Linked DNA regions of Homo sapiens: region 1 is linked to region 2. A link is an interaction called in ENCODE POLR2A ChIA-PET data of the cell type or tissue named here. Cell type or tissue: endothelial cell of umbilical vein. All regions are shown on one strand.

Region 1 (8,000 bases), 1.0 Mb after region 2:
TCAATAAGTTAAAAAATCTTCAAGACTATTTTTTTGCCCTAAAAACAGCCTGTGACAGCTAAGACTATTTCAAATTAAAGCCAAAACAAGAACTAAAGAGAAAGAAATGTTTCAGAAAGCAGAGTGTTAAAGAATACCTGTTTTTCCCATTAAATGTTAATATTATTATAGAAACAAAATAACTTTTTCTTGAAGCATTTAACCTGGACTCTGGGTCCACAGGTCTACAAGGTGAAATAATTACCTGACTTATAGAAAAATACTACACATAATTAAGATAATAAATGTTATTGCTCTGTAGTAACAAGAATGGTCGGGATGCCTGGCAGATCAGCAGGATATACATCAGAAAGCATGTTTTTCCTGCTCCTATTCTTTCCTCAAAGCATTTTCTGACAATTAGTGAGGAGTTCTGTAATTACATCTAGCTTTTAGTGAAAAAAGAAGTCAAGTACCATGTTCTGAATTATCATCAGACAATTAGGGTTTGGTTCTATGTATGCAGCAAGTTTATAACCTGGATGTGTAGGATGGAAAGGAAAACCAGAATTTAGCTAATTAAAGTAATGGGAGCTTGACCTGAGTATTAAGACTTGTCTTTTCCAGAGAAGGAGATGCTGACAGTATAATACATTGTATTAATAACATCACCAATAATAATACAACTACAATAACAAGGACTACTTATTTTTTATTTCTAGTTATGAGTTTACTAAGTTTGTATACATTTCCTTGATCTGTCAACAGCATATAAGGAAGACATTATTACCCTTAATTTTGAGAAAATGAGTCCCATTGTCTCATAACCTCAGAAAACATAAATTATGTGTCCATGATCACTAAAAATGGTAAGAACAAAAACTGGAATTTGATTTATGATGTATCTGACTTCAAAGCCTATGTTCATTTTAGTAGTAATAAATTTCATTGTTGCTGAGAGAGTGTTCAGCATACCTTAAGCATAAGATCGATTCAAGTAAACACAAACACTGATAGTAAGTGGTCCAAACCTTTCAGGAAGTTAAGACAGGAAAAGATTTCTTTCTATAGGTACATTTATTCGTTCACTTATTCAGCAAATATCTGTTGAGCACCTTCTATTTACCAAGCTATTTTAAAGCCAGGTAGATACCAGCATTACAATTCTTTGAGATCTGCATATTGCAGCAGATTACTAGCCCACGACTGAGGGATGGGAGAGTAGTGGAAAGCACATGCTTCATCTAGATAGGACTGATGTTTAGCCACCACACACTGGGATGGCTTTACCTGTTGTTGAAATATGTCTATATCTGTTGAAAAGTGCCATTGTTGCAAGCTCACTTTACTCCAGGGCCTTTGCCACCCAGCCTTCCCCTAGGATTACTTCAGACCACGCCAGCAACTAAAGGGTTAATGCCTATCTTAAGTGGGGAGACTTTAGGACCCTGCTTTTTGCCTAAGCTATTATAAGTGGTCAGTCAGTGCCATTGCTGACCAAACTCTCAGATTAGCTCTTAGGTAACAACATGGGATCTCCCTCCTAGTAATGCCCAAGGGTCTTGCCTATCCCATGTTCCAGGGACCTCAGAGTGAACACCATTTAGACCCACACTGGCCCCTGCCAGCCTGCTGGACTACCAGATGGCTCACTGTAGCTCTTTGACTGGCCCATTCACACCTGTTTCCCTCTGCCCAGAACAGACCTAAATACCAAAAGGAAAGGTGGTATTCCTACAGACAGTGCTAGCATCTTGGCGGACAAATGCTTAGTGTCATTTTGGCCCCATGAGGTTGTGGCCACCCACCACTGCTTGGCCCGTCCCTTACCATCCTCAAATTGTGCTTGAGTAGACTGTAGCCCCTTTTGGGACCTTGACTCCAAGAAAGCAGATAGACAGATAGAGAATGGAGCAAACTGGAAGATAGGGGATAATGGGACAGCCTCAGGCAAAGACCAGGGACTGCTGAATCTCCTGGCAGGGTGGGGATTCTAGCAAAGGAGGAGGAAGCAGAGGATGGAGGTAGGCTGCAGTAGTAATATCAGGCCAGGAGGTGTTAGAAGTGCAAATTCTTGCTTTCAGCCTTCTCAGTTAAATATCATCTCTATTTAATTCACTACATGAAAGCAAGTCACAGGCATTAATAGCAGTGATATTAACAATAAATCCAGGATCAGACACAATTCTAAGACATTTGAGTCTTGCTCATTCAACAGGAAAGGAAACTGAAGCATTTGAGTGCTTATTTATAACTTAAATGGCAGAGCCAGAACTTTAACTCAAGCAGCCTGGCAACATGCCCATGCTCCCAACAAGCATTTATGCTACTTCTCATCTGACCAGAATGATTCATTTAATCCAATTAAATGTGAGATTCAGATTTATTATTGTTATGTTTTAGTGGGTGATAGAAAATTGAATATATAAGGAACTCAGACTTGGACTAGAAAATATTTACATGCCATTGCTATTTAGTTGAAGCTGAAAGAAGAGTCAGCACTATGAACAATGTTATTGATCTGAAGAGAAATTCTCTGCTTATCGAGACGCCTAATGACTATCCAGATGGCACCTAATAACTGTCAATTTAATGGTAGAAATTTAATGTCAGAAAAGTTTGGTGCAGTTCTCTATGTCAAATCATAGACTAGACAGAGGCATTACTTAGTGATGGCCACGTCAAACAAAATATTACACCAAATGTTTATAAAAATTAACAAATGATTTTGAAATTATTATAACTTACACTATAATGTATATCACTTACTAAGCAGTTGAAAACATTTTCTGTTAATTTACAGAATATAAATCAATAAACTTTATTAATAAACAGTATATGTATATATTGGTTCACATAAAGCATCAAAGCTTTTGGAATCTGTGAGTGCTTAGGGTGGGGAGTTAGAAAATGCTGATATGAATTATATGTATTGATGCATATGGGAATTTCCCAAAGGTCCTAATGTTCCTGGTTTCCATTATAGATCTATGTTCAGTTAACCTCAATGTATAATTCACACTTTATATAAAAGACTAATTTTTCAAAGTAATAGGATATATTACATTATTGATTTCCTTCATGAAATGAAAGAAGATATACTAAAAAAGAAAAATATTAAGTGGCCGCTTTGCAACCGTAATAAGACTGATAATGAGAAGATAACATGCAACTACATTGATATACAAATGGTGGATAGAGGACTAGATTTTCTTATAATAAATCCTACTTTCCTGCATATAGCCTTGCACTGTGTGCAAATAAAATTTGTTCCTAAGCAAAACTAAAAATTGCTATTTGTCATAGAACTTCAAGGACTCTCACAAATCTTCAAAACCACATATTTTAATTTTTGAAAGCCAAGTTAGGGTCTACTTAAACCAGCATAGAGCTTGTGATGGATTGCACATGGGAAGACTTAGAGCCCATGGTCTTCTCTAGTTGGAAAGAATCAGATCATTGAGCCCAATATTTATTTATAAAGATGAAGCAACTGAGTGAGAGTGATCTCTGGGCTCAAGGAGTGTGTTTGTGTCAGAGTTTGGACTGGAATTTATGTATAATGGAGATAACTTTTTGTAGTATACTGTGTTGTCTTTTCACTAAGTTAAATATAGGTGAGAAAACTAAACTATTTACAGTACTAATTTTTATCTCAGTGAAGTTTTAGAGGGAATCTATAAACAACCTATGCAGTTAGAACTAATTAAGTAAAACTGTAACTAATTTAACTACTGCAGAAGCCATGAAGTTGGCCAGAAAGGATTTGAAAGTGTCCTGAGAAGGATGTCTTCCACATTGCAGTTTGGTGGTAGGACATACCATCTGGCTAATTTCTCAGAGTCTGGAATGAAAGCAACAAAGGGTTGCCAACCCCCCATGATCATAAATGAGAATCTCTGACAATGCCTATTAATTATGTCATAAAATTCACTAAACAAGCCACATTCATATGCCACATGGCAAAGGTTAAAAGGCAGCTAGTGAAGTCTAAGATTCTGGATACAGTATTTGCAACTCTGATAGCCGCAGTCTCTTAGAATATCAATGGCAAAATAAAAAGCCTTCTTGATACTATTTTATGAACTCTATCTTTAAAATTCCAGCTTCACGTCCTTTATCTGAGGAACACCATAGAGCTTAACTAATCACATTGCTGTACTGCTGAATTCTTTTTTTTTTTTTTCAGCAAGATACTTTCTGCTCACCCTAGTCAGCAGCTGCCATGTAGCAGAGGCTTTTTGCCTTGTGAGTGGGGATTTTTTTTTTTAAACTGTAGCTATAAAAAACAATTGGCCATGCTCAGTTCTCCATCTGTCTTTTATGTCCCTCTGGATTACATAAAAAGGCAACAGTTTATTTATAACCTCCAAGTTATACTCTAAATAATATTTGATTAAGGCTAGTTTTTAAAGTTATCAGAGAAATTTCATAATTGTACGTTTAGAATATGAGAAAAAGCACATCTCAGCTTCCTTTAGCTTTCCCAGTACTGCTGAGCCATGCAATTTGCTTGTGCACTTTATCCAATTTTGAGCATGACATTGTGAAGGAAAAAATAACAGCATCCAAAATCTAGTGTTGTCACTGACAAAAGCTTTAATATCTCTTAAATCTGTGTTTGAGAAGAGGGAAGCAAGGTAACTTTACCTATCTTGACCAAAAGTTTAAAGTAAGGAGGCTTTAGAAAACTAGAATACTAAAGGATATGTTACTGGTCTGTTAATTATGCTCTGGTAAGTCACTTTGGTTGTTCTTAAAATGAAAGGATATTGAACATCATTGCACCTTTCCCAAGTGAGATCTGCCTGATTGAAAAATAGATCATGTTATGTTTCGGGTTCCCAAACTCCTGAAAATCAAATGTCCCCTAGTAGTTCCCATGAGTGGTTAGAGCCATGCGATGTTTGCTTGCCTTCTGATTCTTTCCATTTGGTATTAAAAGGTAGGACACGTCAAGTCATTGATCAAATAATAAAACATTCCTCCAGCACAACTTCCAGACAGTTTGTCACAAAAAATGATCCATTTGTTGAGTGTTCATCTGTTGCTTTTAAGGTTCTTATTTGTTTGGCTGGGGACTAACAAAAGGTAATTCATTTGTCAAAAGCAGTGACATGGGAGAGACAGAAGACTTATTTTCTCCATGAGTTCTTGTAACAATTTGTGTTTGGTTTTCTTTGAAAGGGAAAGAAACTAATGTATCCTGATGCTGTATGTGTTTGAGATGCTTTACAAACATTTTTTTTCATTTTATTGTCAAAAGAAATATGTCACTCAGGTACTTCTCTTAAATAATATATAAGCATGCCCATTTTAAAAGGAAAGGTTTTCCTAAAGCTCTATTTGTTTTTCATAGGTTTGTCAAAAGATCAAAGGTTACATCAAATAAGCATCACCCCCTCTTTAAATTTCATTCTCTTAAGTCACTGGACAGGTGGCAGGTGAACTTTGCCATATCAATTCAAGTCTAGACTTTCAGAATTTAAAATACTTGAGATTAGAAAGATTGAAAATCATGTTTAAAAGACATTCATCTCCTTCTTTGAGGTAAATTTACTATAACTTATTTCCTGGTGATTCCCAGTTTGTAAGGCCCAGTTTGTAGGCTATAGGTATTGTTGGAAAAGTAACTATGCCCAAAAATAAGGTGAATTTTACCAAAATTCTCTTTATAATAAAAGAATCTCAAATTCTCTTATAATATCAGACACTCGTAATATAAAGTCCCTTTTGGAAATGACACAATAAGACAACTTCAATCACTGCTAGATATGTATGCTTATAGAAGTAAACTGAAAGAGTTCTTTAAACAAAGAAGGAAATTAGTTTAAAGTCAATTTAATATTAATAAGTATGTCTGGATATATAGCCTCACAACTGTATATTTAATGTTGTTGCAAATAAGCCCTTTAAAGTAACTTACAGAGCTAAAGAGTTAAATGGTTGTATTTTGGAGATTACTTATATATGCAGAATAAATGAAATAAAACTATTGTTCTATGATGCCATAAGAGTATCAAAATCTGTTTCAAAAATGCTGTACTTAAACTACTTAGGTGGAAATTAAGATGATATGCATCAGGAAACTGCTATATGACTAAAATGTGACTGTACAAAGAGGAAGTTATTAATGCCTAAATGCATGTATAGAGTTTGTTTCATTGAATGTGAGAGCAGCACCAAAGAATTTCTCCATAATAATTTAAATAGCCTGTTAGAAAATGGAGATAATTTTGGCAATATCTTTAAAAGGTTGTTCACTGAAATTGAACAACCTCTTTTTAAAAATTTTTCCATTAAAATTTCTACTAGATTAAAAGCTCCATGAGGTTACATTCTAGTATTTCTGGCATATAATATGCATTCAGTAAATGTCTGTTATATAATGAATAAGGAGTTATTTTTAGCAGTTCCATGAAAAAATATATAATTATTCCAAGGAAAAATACATAATCACATGATTGATTGATTCATTCATTCATCAGATATTTATTAGTATTCTGGTCTAGGCATTTTTCAAAGTCGTGGTTAATATTGCTTTACTACTGAAAAGTTCCAGAGCTCTTCAGCTCTTTTGAATTTATTTGGCAATTGTTCTCTAAGGCTTAATTTTCTTTTTTTGTTTTGATTATTTTTTTCTAAAATTTCAGTTTACATATTCCATTGCAGTCTAACATATAAACGTGTAAGAAAAGTTAATATATAACATGAATTTTCTTATATTTTATTGGTTGTGTGATATTTTCAATAAGTTCAGCAATTCAAAAATGGAGAATTAACGTTGTGCCTACGTGAATTGTTTATAACTAAAATCAGTAAAATAATTATGTTACATTCAGTAAAACAACTTAAAATTTTACCATGATCTTTATGAAAACAAGTTATATGCTGCTTTGATTTTTCTAGAAAATGATTTAACATTAGATAGAATGTGCATTAAATATTTTCACTTCCTTGGTCCTGAGAAGTTGATATAATATGTAAATATTTCTATCAGATTTGTTATAAATAATATTTATAGATCAAAATTCATGGCAAAGTACATTTTATATTTTTTACCAAATGTTATTTATCATAAATGCTATCAATAGTACTTCCTAAACCTTAAATATGTCAATGTTTATCACAGAATATGTGATACTAAAAATATTAGTATATTTTCAGTTTATAAAGCATATTCATTTCATAAAGCATGTTTAATGGCATATACTACATATAAAATGTATGAATTATGAGGTTTATTGATGTTAATGTAGACAAAATAATATATTACATGGGAGCATTTTATTTTTATTTTTATATTTATCTGCAGTTTCCATCTTCCTATAAAACACTCTACAAATAGGTCTAATGTATTTTCTTTGGATCTGTTTATGTTGCATAGTAAAAGTCACAAGCAAGTCACTTTCATTTGTCATTATTGCCAATACAATAATTTGGAGAGAAAACAACTTTATGATTTATTGGTTAGAGCATAATAAGTTAAATGCCAAATAAACCATGGAGAATAAAGAATAGGTGTTATTATTTTATGCATGTAATCATGCTTTGATCAAAAACAACTATGCTTACAACTTTCTTATGTCATATTTGCTCCAGGTATTGATGACAGTGAACTATCAAATAAAGAGATAAGGGAAGAGATATTTAGTAGGCATTATTTCATCTTTTAGCAAACACTTCTTAGGAGAAAAATAAGAAATAAAGCAATATAAAATATTGTTTAAAAGACATCAATGAATTTCCTTTTTTATTATAGTACTATATATTTGTATGTATGTTCAATTTTTTTTTCATTTTTTTCCATTTGGACATACAAAAGTTGAAAGAAGTGAGTTTTAGGTTTTAAAAAAATCTGTGTATAACTGCTCTGCTGTCATGGTCTTTGATAAAGTGAAATAATAAAAGTTATAATGAATTCAAAAATTAGCTAAAATTATATTCTATATCTTTGATATTGGTTACAACATGTTCTGCTTCAGACACAATAGAAATAACTAAAATAGAACTGATAGATA
Region 2 (8,000 bases):
CTGAAGCAGATTAGCTCATCGGCTAAGAGTAAATGGGATGCAAGTTGAAAAGAGATTCAGGGAAAGAAGTGAAAGTTTGGTGTCAAGAGAGGGAGCTAAGGAAAATTAGAAAGATGAACAATTGGTGGCCCAAAGTTAGAGAACATGCAGTGACATTAACTGACACCGCGGTGTGATTTTTTTCTTCCCCTAGCTCTCAGCTTGATGCACAGAGATGTTAATTAAACAAAATAAAATATCTAACCATTAAAAGTTGTCACAGAGAGAATTTAATGACAAAGAAAATGCTTAAGATATTTGTGCCAGTTACTATTGGTACCTTCCTCAGAACCCCATGGCATTCATCTCTGTGCAGAGCTCTGTTGCTGAAAGGCTGCTTGCTGTGAAGACCTGAAACTCTCTGCCTGAGGCTTTCCACTGGCCAGTATGCTAGAAATCAAAGCCAGGGAACTTCTCCATTCCCAGGGCAATTAATGCTCCCTCTTCCCACTCCCCAGCCTGACCAATTATTAATGGGAAATTGATGGTTGAACACCTTAGTTTTCGCAGCCTTCCATTGGGACAATTTGAGATGTTTTTTATATTCAAATTTTTCTAGATTTCTCCAGCAGAACTCAGCTCCTGCTGCAACACAGTGCCAACTGGATTAACTACATACAATTTATTGGCTTTCTTTCTGTGGTGATTTTTTTTTAATAGGCTTCAAGTTCTACAGCGCTCCTCCCATGAAGTGGTAGGATCTATGTCTCTTCCCTCATGGGCTTGCAACTGCTTTCATAGAAAACGATGGCAGAAGTGACACTGTATGATTTTCAAGGATAGACCATAAAAGGCCATTGGCTTCCATCTACTTCTCTTGGGCGCTCACTCTTGGGGAAACTAGTCACAGACTAAGAAGTCTCACTAAACAGAAGTTGCTATGCTGGGGTGCCCCATGCAAAGATCTGGATCCCCTGCCAGCTATGGGAATGGCCATCTTGAACATCCAGCCCAACAGAGCTTTCAGATGCCTGCAGCCCTGGTGGACTTCTATAGCTGAGCCCTTCTTGAGTTCCTGATGCACCAAATCTTATGCAAAATAACACTGTGGTTGTTTTGTATCACTCAGGAGTAATTTGTTACACAGCTATAATGACTGTAACATTTCCCTTCCTTATATCTCTTTTCCACTTTCCTACTGGTGTTTCCTGGGATAGTTTTAAAGATAAATTATGTGCTCTTGAATTTTTTTTTCTTTTTTGAGACATGGTCTCACTCCAGTTGCCCAGGCTGTAGTGCAGTGGCGTGATCTCAGCTCACTGCAGCCTCAACCTCCCAGGCTCAGGTGATTCTCTCACCTCAGCCTCCCAAGTAGCTAGGACTACAAGCACACATGACCATGCCCGGTTAATTTTTTTGTATTTTTAATAGAGATGGCGTTTCGCCATGTTGCCCAGGCTGGTCTCAAACTCCTGGACTCAAGCAATCTGCCCGCCTCAGCCTCCCAAAGTGCTGGTATTATAGGTGTGATTGCGCCCAGCCTGGAATCCTTATTTCAGAATTTGTTCCTGGAGAATTCAAACTGAGAAAAACTATGTTACAAAATAATAGTTACAATATAACCTCAAAAATGAAAAAATACTAGAGAAAAAATAAATATAAAAATGTTAACCCAGTTAATTTCTAAATTGGAAAAATAAGGTTGATTCTTACTTTTAATATTCTTGGTGTATATTTTCCAAAGGTATAAAATATGTATGTATTACTTTTATCAGAAAGAAGTGGTTTTATGAAACATGAAAAAATGAGTAATGTTTTATGAAAAGATTTTTCTATGAAATTTAAAATTTAACAGTTTCCATAGTTAAGGTGAAATTTGTCTTCTAAAGTTTTTTTATGGTAGAAGTCCTGTTTTTAGCTTACTGGGCCCTACCTGCCTCCCTTGGACAGAGTTATTCCAGTATCATGTGACCCACACTCACCAATCACAGCAGACTGAACCAGGGAGCACCACATCTGAGTCCCCCAAAAAATCAATCCATAATGTGGCCAAAATTCCATCAGCTTCTCTCTAGAATTTGACAGAAGAAATGCAGTGCCTGTGATTACATGACCATGAAAATTACATATTCAAGGCCCCTGGCTGGCTCGCACCACATGCAAGTTGAAGTTGTATGGAGGGGCAGAAACCATGAGAAATAGAGGATGCTGATCTGCCATGGAGAATGGGGCAAATGCAGGGAGAGAAACGATGAAGAATTCTCTCTCTCTGTGTGTGTGCGCTGCCCGTGCATGCTTGCATGCTTGGAGAGAGAGAAAGATAGATGCCCGTCCAGTTCCTATGAGGCTTGGTTATACTTCTCACACTTCATTAACCTGAGAATCTCTCATACCTCTTCATAATCCCCTTTTACTTGACCTTGTTTGGGTGATGTCTGTTCTTTGTAACCAACAGAAACTGATCTGAACAAGTTCATTTCTGAAACCTAAAAAAGCTGAAATAATTCTAATGCTGATATGAATATTAACACAAATGCTTAACAACAAGGAAGTATTATTCATGTCCCCATTTCACAATGAGGCCAGTGCAGCATAAGAATATTTGGCACCGACCGTCCCACAGCTGGCAAGTGCAGGGCAGGATTCTCACACGGGCAGTCTTGCTCCAGGGGCGGAGCCCTTCACCTGGATGCAGATGGCGTCCCACCCTCATCTTTGTGATTCCTCACGCTGTAGGCTGGAGGCCTCAGGTGTGGCTCTTCTGTGATGACTGGTTACAGGGTGTTGAGGAGAACCAGTGTCAAGACTCCTATCCTGCACAGCAAGTCAGAGGCCACATTAAGAAACTAACGTGCCTAGGTGAATGATTGGCGAAACCAGCCCGGACGTTTGATTCCTCCTCCCAACATTTACATTTTTCAGCCATATTTATTAATTTTCTACCCATAATCTGACTAGCAAACACAAGATAACTCAAGTACATCGAGAATAAGAGGGAACTACAAACTGTAAAATACCCTAGGCTGAAAGGTGGAGGAAAGCTGAGTGGGATGCAGCTTGCCTCAGCAGGCTAAAGTGAGATCACAGCCCCAGTTTAAGGGAGCTAGGTGGGGAGACATCAGTGCTTTCACCAACAATCTTGAATTTGACCCTTCCCACAATCCTGTGAAGTGAATATTATTAAATTTATTTTATTTTATTGTTTTGAAACAGAGTCTCGCTCTGTTGCCCAGGCGGGAGTGCAGTAGCACCATCTCAGCTCACTGCAACCTCTGCCTCCTGGGTTCAAGCGATTCTCCTGCCTCAGCTTCCTGAGTAACTGGGACTACAGGTGCCTGGCTAATTTTTTGTTATTGTTGTTTTTAGTAGAGACAGGGTTTTGCCATGTTGGCCAGGCTGGTCTCGAACTCCTGACCTCAGGTGATCCACCCACCTTGGCCTCCCAAAGTGCTGGGATTACAGGCATGAGACACTGCACCTAGCCTAAATATTTTTTAGAAATGGGAAATGTGGGGCTCGGAGAGGGCAAGTGACTTGCTGCAGGACACACAGCAAATAGTGGCAGAATCAGATTCTAAATCTCATACAGTTTTCATCTCAGGATACTACCTCTTCAGTACGGTCTAGTCTATATTTGATTTTTCCCTACCACTTAACCCCCAGATTAATAACACTGTGAGCTGGAATAGCAAATCTAACTCTAACAATATTAATACTTGGCCTCAAATTATGCCATCTAGTGACCATACTAGCCTTACTCAGTAACATATAAGGCTAGTTACATCAGTTTCTCACATAGACACATATTTTCTGAACTCAACTGCTACCAATTTTCAAATTTCTAAATTGAGAGCCACAGCTCTCCAAATCGGATGTTAACAGAGCTTCCCTACACATAAGTTGCCGAGCAAACCCATCATTATATTCTGGTTCTTACACACACACCAAACAAGAAAGGGCATAGTAGGCAAGGAGGTTGATGAATTCATATCCAATAACACTTATTCTATAACTAGTTAGAATCATTTATTTTTGCAGGGTAATCATAATACTTCATCTGGAAGCTAAATTTTTCTTTGCAGATAACAGAAATAGAATCTCAAAAATATGTAACATGAAAGGGTGAAGATAGAAATTTCTCTCCAAGATTTATAATGAGGGGATAGGTAATCCACATAAATAACGAGCCCAGCATTTTTATAGACTAAATGAGGCCAGTCATTTGTAAAGATATTTCATTTCGTACTTCAGCAGCTCTCTGGGCCTTTAAAAATGCAGTGCACAGCCACGAGTTAATGCTTGTACAGGACTGCATACCTTTTAATCCAGCCGGAGAGTCAGCCCTGAAAGCAATGCATTTAACAGGAAACATCAGTGGCTCACGAATGTTCAGGAAGAGAGCCTGCTGACATGAACGTTCAGGAAAGAGAGTGCAAAAAGAGCCTTTCTGATTTTTTTTTTTTTTTTTTTTTTTTTTGGCAGACGGTGATAATGAAGGGAAAAGATTGGCTTGAGGACTGTGGGGGAAGGGGATCCACTAGCCCCTTAGAATATGGTTTCCACATTCCCATCGCTGCAATCTGCTTTAAGGCTGAAGAGTTTCTGAAGTTCTCTGATATCCACAGCCAGCTCAATTCACATAAGCGCAAATTTTAAGAGCCGCATTTTGGGCCTTCGGTAACATGGCTCTCACCCCTGAACTCTCAAGACCCTAACAATACTGAGAATTTACTTGGGAATGGGTAATTATGTGGAATAAGTATGAAATACTGGGAAAAGCATGAATTTAGCTACAGAGAGCCTTGCATGGAGATCCTGACTGCACAACTTACTAGCTGTGTGGTGATGGGTAGGACGCTTGAACTTCCCAAGCCTGTGTCCTCATCTCTAAAGTTCACTCAACAAATACTTATTCAACACCCACCATGAGCCACCATGAGCTGTTCTAGGTGCTGGGAATACAGAGCCCTGCCCTCATGGAGTATCCAGTCAGAGCTTAAATCCTCACAGCAAAGTGTCCCTGGAGAATTGTGAGGATCGGAGCTTCTGTCAGGGAGTTCCTGGAGCATTGTAGGAGGGCTTAACAGACATCAGCTCCTTCTCTATGAGAAGTTGATACATTCTTGAGGGTCCACTTGAGAATTCCTGGAGCCCTCAATGGGCAGAGTCAGAGCAGTTACCAGGGCACTCATGACCAAATATGGAGCTTAGATATCTCCTGTTTCCCGAGAAGGCTGCAACCAGCTCTGGAATCTCTGCATTATCAAACTTTAGACACCTGACCTTGTCATGAAATGTGGCAAACTCCACCTGGCTCTACGAGGTGAGCTATTTAGAGTTGCATCTCTTGACCCAGGCGACCAGGTATAGATTACTGAATTTCAAAATTCATTTGTCCATCTGTTCTCAGGAATTCAGAGTCAATCCATTCATATACCTACTTTGTAGCAGCCACTGGGTTGGGGAACATTAGGGACAAGTTAGGCTTGACCCTGTTGGAGCCTACTGTCTAATGGTTTGTTTGTGTAGGAGGTGGGAGGGTGGCTGATAAACAGGTACTATAAGAGTGCCTATTCAGGCACATAGACCCTAAGTCATACTGCCTGGGTTCAAATGCCTCAGTTTCTTCGTCTGTCAACTGGGAGAACCCTGATAGGACTGTTGTAGGCATTAAATAAACAAATATATAATCAAATCACTGGGATGCCATGTTGGTGATTACAGCAGTGTTGAGTCTTATTAAAGGCGGCATCAGTGTGATCTAAGGGCTTAGGGAATGGTCTCTGAGAGAATGTCGCTTAAGCTGTGACCTAAAGAATAAATAGAAGGAAAGTTGGGTGGCTTCTATTCCAGGTAGGGGAACTGTCAAGTGGTGGCATTAAGGGGAAACAATGGAGACATTTTTATTGTTGTTGTTTTGCAGAAACACTGTTGTGAGTTGAGTCCCCTCCCTGTACTGGCACTATGCTGGACAATGCAGGTACAGAGGTGGTGATCTTGCCACCATTCCCTCCAGGTGAGATAATGACAGATGAGGCAGCAAGTGTGATTGGGTGATCCAGACACCAAGAGAGCAGCATGAACAGATGGCTATAGGGGCACCAGCAAGCAGCAGTTGATTGCTTGGGGGCATGATTTAGCAAGGGGTTCACGGAGGAGGTGATGCTAGAAAGGTGAGGTGTGGTCATGAGGCAGGGAGGCAGAGAAGGGCATTTCATTGTAGGCCAACGGATCAGGGTGGGCAAAGGCCCAGAAATATGGTGCAGCTAGGCGCATTTGAGGAGGAGTGAGGAGTTTCGGGTGACTAGAGTGCATAGTTCCCAGCAGCGGCAAAGGGAGGTGTGGGAGAGATGTGGCTGGAGCGTGAGGGGGGCTTGGTCATCCTGGAGGGCCTTGGAAACCAAGCCAAAAGTTTAGATTTCATCCTGAAGAGCATTTAGAAATAGCTGTCTGGCAGCAGCATGGAGGGATGAATTGGAGGTGAGTGGGACAAGAAACTGAGAGGAATTAGGAGATAGCTGCCAAAGTCCAAGCAAGATAATAGGAGGGATCGAACCATGATTAGGACATGCAGAGCAAAGAAGAGGGAATGAAACCCAGAGGTATCTCCTATAGCACTGAGTAACTGGTGGATCAAGGGAGGTCCTGATGGGGTGACTGAATGAATAGTGGATTAATACACAGCATAGAGCAGGGTCTCAATGACCATGGGTGGGCTGGACAAGTGCAAGCAGAGAGAATGCATGCCTTCCAAAGGGCACAGCTGTGCTCAGCTCCACCTGATCACTAATGGTTACTGCAATGGTTATCTATTGCTGGGTAACAAATTACCCCAACACGTATTGACTTAAAACACAAACATATTTTCTCACAGTTTTTGTGGGCCAGGAATCCAGGCATGGTTTAACTGGGTCCTCTAATCCATGGTCTCTCACAAGACAATAATAAAGGTGTCAGCTGTGTCTGTGGTCTTGGCTTAAGGTTCAACTGAGGGAGGATCTACTTCTGAACTCATTCATGTGGTTGTTGGCAGGCCTCAGGTCCCTGGTGGCTGGTGGCTGATGGAATTGGTTCCTTTTCATATGGGTCTCTCCTTAAGGCAGCTCATAATAGGGCAGTCAGCGCCTCTCCAGAGCAAGCGAGGAAGAAAGATGGAAGGCAGTCTTTTTGTAACCCAATCTCAGAAGTGACATCCTATCATTGTTGCTGGATTCTGTTAATTAGAAGTGAGCCAAGTTCACCACACACTCAAGGGGAGGAGATTTGACAAAGGCATGCAAACCAGGAGGTAAGCATCATTGGAAACCACCTTAGTGACTACACTACAATATTCGTCTTTGAGAATACAACTCAGTGTTGGGACTGCCTGATTTTTCAAGAAAAATTGGAGATCTGATTTTTATGTGAAATCTTCCAATTTGAAAATACTGGCCCTTAATCCCAACAATTTTTTTTATATGCATTTGGTCAAATAAAACTCTCTCAAGCATGACCCATGGGAGACCATTATGAATCCTCTGGTACAGGGACCAGAGAAATAGGAGCAGAATTAGAGGAGAGGGAGCAGAGGTTAGGATGTTTGCCTCGTTCTTTACTTGAGGAAGTTGGGAGAGCCAAGTCATTGTTAAAATGATGGGAGCTTGAAAAAGATGAATGCCAATCATTCAATCCAGATAACTGTATTCGTATAAATTCTACAGTCATGTTGGTAAAGATGACTTGTTTTCATTAAAGAGAAGCCTTTGATCTCTGATCTGACAGCTGCACATCTATATAAAATGAGACACTTTGACATCTGCAGCTCTGATCTCAATTGGACAGGTGGTTTCCTGCACACTAATGGAACAGAAAGACAATTGAGCATTATTAGATAAGAGAGAATGTTCTCACACACAGGAAAACAGCTTTTTCCTTTGAAAAAAAACATGATAAAGAACAGAAAATGACTGACAGAATCAGAGCTTCCTAACTGTCAGAAGAGCTGTTTCAGCTACACTCTGGCCTCTGTTAGGGGAGATTAG

Evidence for each region. Peaks named below come from ENCODE experiments on the same cell type or tissue, not always from the same donor. Only the 100,000 strongest peaks of a DNase experiment are listed, where the experiment ranks them.
Region 1: POLR2A ChIA-PET joins it to region 2 with 7 read pairs; 2 of 35 experiments call an interaction of 5 or more read pairs at or near these places.

What each region holds. Positions count from the first base shown.
Region 1 is chr4:97,641,471-97,649,470 of GRCh38, reverse strand. The region is part of intron 10 of STPG2 (sperm tail PG-rich repeat containing 2); the gene reads left to right. Among named protein-coding and RNA genes, the nearest start is that of STPG2-AS1, 280 kb to the right of the region's middle. In endothelial cell of umbilical vein, no CTCF peak of the experiment used is centred here; a DNase peak (open chromatin) is centred at 2,260.
Region 2 is chr4:98,688,959-98,696,958 of GRCh38, reverse strand. No RefSeq gene overlaps it. Among named protein-coding and RNA genes, the nearest start is that of TSPAN5-DT, 34 kb to the right of the region's middle. In endothelial cell of umbilical vein, no CTCF peak of the experiment used is centred here; DNase peaks (open chromatin) are centred at 4,348 and 7,828; H3K27ac peaks cover 1,168 bases.